Linked DNA regions of Homo sapiens: region 1 is linked to region 2. The links are chromatin loops, found by intact Hi-C in ENCODE. Cell type or tissue: PC-3. All regions are shown on one strand.

Evidence for each region. Hi-C counts contacts between places; a loop is a spot of excess contacts. Peaks named below come from ENCODE experiments on the same cell type or tissue, not always from the same donor. Only the 100,000 strongest peaks of a DNase experiment are listed, where the experiment ranks them.
Region 1: a loop joins it to region 2, with 2.7 times the contacts of the local background. A loop is called at or near these places in 1 of 110 quality-filtered maps.

What each region holds. Positions count from the first base shown.
Region 1 is chr6:48,610,552-48,613,051 of GRCh38, forward strand. No RefSeq gene overlaps it. Among named protein-coding and RNA genes, the nearest start is that of PTCHD4, 500 kb to the left of the region's middle. In PC-3, no CTCF peak of the experiment used is centred here; a DNase peak (open chromatin) is centred at 970; H3K27ac peaks cover 813 bases.
Region 2 is chr6:48,756,543-48,759,042 of GRCh38, forward strand. No RefSeq gene overlaps it. Among named protein-coding and RNA genes, the nearest start is that of PTCHD4, 650 kb to the left of the region's middle. In PC-3, no CTCF peak of the experiment used is centred here; a DNase peak (open chromatin) is centred at 1,349; H3K4me3 peaks cover 374 bases; H3K27ac peaks cover 2,270 bases.

The DNA.
Region 1 (2,500 bases), 150 kb before region 2:
ATGAGTATCAAATCTCCACATATCTAAAAACAAAAAAGAATTTGTCAAAAATATACAAGCATACCAAAAAAAGCATCTCTTAAAAAAAGTTGTTTCAGTTAATGCCTTTCTTATAACCTTCACTGGGAAATTATAATCACATGTAAACCTCAAGCATAAATAAACCTATTGTTTCCCAGAATTACCTTAACTTCTCAAGGACCAGTATAAAAATATATATATATATATATATATATATATATATATATATATATATATATAATCACTGATATACATAAAGTCAGATAATTTTCTATCAGGTATAAAAGAGAAAATATAGTTTATGGTAGAGAGGTTAGGAGGAGATGATGAAATTTCTCTCTATTGACAATGCCTAAATTTGTGGAGTCAAAGCTTAGTTGATGGAACTAAAGAAATAGCGTTTTTCTCTTCTAAAGGGATAAATTATTCTAGATGCTTGTCATTTCCTTTTACAAGTGTGCTGGAGAACTTCCAAAGGCATATGATTAAACTGCTACAAGGTCTTAAAAAAAAGAAAAAGAAAAAGAAAGACAAAGAAAATGAAACTCAGTAAAAAAGGGGAAGAGTTCACAATGCATTTGCTTCTTTGGTATATCTGAGTAAAAGGAAAAAAAAGTTTGCCTCAGTTGCATTTAGGCAAGGGGTTCAACATATCCAGAAAATAAATTAGAGATCTAGAGAAAGGTGTTCAAAATTGTGTAGAAATTCACAAATTTTGTAGAAGTCAGGTAAAAGAAAAATTATTGATTGCAGTGATATAATCTTTGTGTTTTCCATAATAGAGTCTTATGCTATAATCTATGTTAACCCAAAATAAACATTGCAATTGGTTTGGGCCATAGGCAAATGGAGAATATAATCACTTCTGTAAGGAACAGCCCAGTTTGTTGATCTTGGATCAGTTATCCAACATACTTTGGAGCCCTCAAGGTTTGCCAAGTCTTCGTCATTCTATAAATCTCTTCATTCCTTTTGTGAGGGAGAATATAAGGAGCTTTAATCCTGCTACCCAGTGATTCAGTTATCATTTTTGCTGTGGTTCACTCATTGACCTTCAACCTAGTTCCTGCACCTAAATCCTTACCTCGTTTCTCACTGCCAGAAATTCAACCGCTGGCTATATCTGCACACCTGTTTTGGTTCTAAGTCCTGTTTTAAGCCGTTGCCTCCAAATCTTTGTGCCAGTCTTTTCAAATGTTTGCTGAAAGCCTGAGTTGGCTTATGTCTTTTTCCAATGAATAAAATCTCCACTAATGCAGCACACACTGGTGTCCTTTGATGTCTCAAATATAATCTATATTCATTTAGTTATATATCACCATAAACATTACTCCATAGGGAAAATTTTTAAATGAATGAATTGGTGTAATTTACCAATGATCTTCAACCCTAAATCAAAGATTCAAAAACATCTGAATCAAAATGTAATTGATGTTAATTGCTTATTAATGTAAAATAAGATGATATTCACATTACTTTGTTGCACATGATATGGATTCTAATACAAACACATACCTCTCTCTCCTTCTCTTTATCTCTCCTCTTCATCCTCTTGATCCTCTTATCTTCCTTGTCCTTCTTTTCTCCCTCCTCCTCCTTTTCCTTCTTCTTGTAAAGCAAAAGATGTAGAAATTCATAGGACTTAAGATAGCTGGATGGTTAATCATTTCACAAAAGCAAATCACATGATGTCATAAAAAAACAAACAAACAAAAAACATGGGATCTGGGTTCAGGCTGACCCAGATTTAAATCTTAGATGAGTTTTTATCATATTTTGGAAAGTATATGATATTTCCTAGCTATTTTGCTTGCTTGTGAAATGGACATAAGCATATCTACCACTCAGGGATTTTGCAAAAATCAAATTAAGTAGTAGGCAAAATATGCATAACTTTGCAACTGTCACAAAGTAGATACTCAGCTAATTTTTATAATCCCCCTCTCCAAATTTCCTTTTCTTCAATAATTAATTAGATATGGTAATAAATCAATATCTGCACTTCCTTAATTTATGCTACTCAGTTGGCATTCATATTTTCTTATAGACTCAAATACACATATGTTGACAAATATATGCAGAAAAATTTATTACTATATTTCTGTATATTGTTAAGTATGTTATCTGATGGTACAGGGAACTATTTAGCTTTCAGGCAATAAAAATGTATAAAACAGATAGTCCCCTACACTCTCTCCCAATAAACAATACATACCATCATATGAACAATGTTCTCAGAAAAAGTTTTGGATATCTTATTTATGTATTATGTGAGATCAGTAGTGTATAGTGCTTATTGTACACAAGGTCCTCTATTTCTTGTAGTTGTTTTGTATTCTACTAGTAATGTTAATCCATAATGGCTGACTAACAATGTAGAAATGATAATGTTAAAGAAAAAAATTCCAAAGAATGAAAAGTTTAGTCAGCTGAATGTTTTTTAAAAAACGAGATTTAGAGCTTCTCAATGTGACTTCAA
Region 2 (2,500 bases):
CATTTCTCCACTCTACCCACCCCCTATTAAGTGAAACAACAAAAATAGTTCTGAGTAATGGGCTGTGGGAAGAAGTGTTAGGTATCACTTCCATTCCAAAACATAGATGAAATAGAATGCCACTCTTCAACTGTTTTTTCTCTTGCTATAGCACCGATACCATTGGCATTCTAAATGCTGGGATCATCATCAAACAGGGTCTCTTCATCAAACAGTGACCATGGGACTGTAGAGTGGAACATCCCCTAAGACACACACACACACATGTGTGTACACCAGCCTTTATCTGGCATATATGAAGAGCAATAAAAAACTGTTGTGTTAAGCCACTGAGATCTGCAGTTGTTGTTGAAGTATAGTCTTGTTACTGTGTATACTTTCCAAGACCATATTAGTGTTATACTAGAAGAGTACTATGTGTTAATTGTTTCAAAGCAACAACTCAAGAGATGTTTTTTTCCAGATACATTTTACAGCTGAACATTAACTAGGTTAGGGCTGTTTGAGAATAAAGAGATAACTGATAATATAAGTGAATAATATGACATTATTATTTTCCTTATTTTGCTATCAAATGGGTTTCATCAGAAGTGATTTTTGAAGCTGGAGACATCATGCTACCCAACTTCAAATTACATTATCAGGCTACAGTAACTAAAACAGCATGGTACTAGTACAATAACAGACACATTGAAAAATGGAACAGAATAGGTAACCCAGAAATAAAACCACACTCCTATAACCATCGAATCTTCAACAAAACAATAAAAAACAAGCAATAAGGACTCCGTAATCAGTAAACGGAGGTAAGATAACTGGCTAGGCACATGCAGAAGAATGAAACTGAACCCCTACCTTTCATTATATAAAAAATTAACTCAAGATGAATTAAAAATTTAAATGTAAGATCTAAAACTATAAAACTCCTAGAAGAAAACTTAGTAAATAGCCTTCTCAACATCAGCTGTGGCAAAGAATTTTTGACTAAGTCCCAAAAAGCAATTGAAAAAAGAATAAAATTGACAAATAGGGCCTAAATAAACTAAAGATTTTGTGCACAGCAAAAGAAACTATCAACAAAGTAAACAGACAACCTACAGAATGGGAGAAGACATTTGCAAACTGTGCATCTCACAAAGGTCTAATATCCTGAATTTAAGAGGAACTTAAACAAATCAAGCAAAATCAAATAACCCATTAAAAATGGGCAAGGGAGATGAACAGTCACTTCTCAAAAGAAGACATACAAGTGGGCAAAAAAAAAACATATAAAAATGCTTAGCATCATTAATCATCAGGTCAATACAAGTCAAAACCACAATGAGATACCATCTTACACTAGTCAGAATGGTGATAGCCTTTAAAAAGTGGAAGAATAACAATTGCTTGCCAGGCTTCAGAGAAATGGGAACTCTTACATTGTTGGTGGGAAGGTAAAGCAGTCCCACCACTGTGGAAATCGGTTCAGAGATTTGTCAAAGAATTTAAAACAGAGCTACCATTTGACTCAGCAGTCTCATTATTGGGTGTACACTCAAAGGAAAATAAATCATTCTGCCAAAAGATACGTGCACACATATATTCAGTGCAGTGCTATTCACAATAGCAAAGACACGGAATCAACTTAGATGCTATCAACAGTGGATTGGATAAAGAAAATGTAGTACATGTACAGCATGGGATACTACATAGCCATAAAAAGAACAAAATCACATCCTTTGCAGAAACATGCATACAGCTGGAGGCCTAAATTATCCTAAGCAAATTAATGCAGGAACAGAAAACCAAATACCACATGTTCTCATAAGTGGGAGCTAAGTATACATGGACATAAAGATGGGAATAATAGACACTGGGGACTACTAAAATGGGGAGGGAGAAAGGAGGGGCCGATAGGGATCTCTGCTCACTACCTGGATGACAGATTCATTCACACTCCAAACCTCAGCATCACACAATATACCCATGCAACAAACCTGCATATGTACCCACTGATTCTAAAATAAAAGTTGAAATTACTTTTTCAAAAAGAAGTAATTTTTGATTAAGTTACAGAACGGTATACATGTCCATGGATGATGGTGCTTGAAAAGCATCATGGATAGAGGAAGAAATTTAAATCTATATCAAGAAAAAGAAAACAAAAACATTTGCCATAATAATACCTCCATTCCAAGTGTGAAGTTCTATTCATTTTGCCCTAATGTGGAAATTACATTTAGAGCAGCAAGTCCAATTGAAACCGTGTCTAATTAAGTTGATTACCACCTACTATCATTTCTAAGATGCCTAACATCTTTTAGTAATGACTTAATTAGTAGCTCAGAGTGTCTTCTTATTATAAATACTGTCATTATCCTGAATCATTTTTAAACCTTCTATCCCATCAACATCCTCAACTTCAGTGACCAATACATTCACTCTGTTTCAGCCACATGTAAATTGGCATCACCCAGAAATGTTCAATTCAAATATCTATCATTGTTGACACTATATCTTA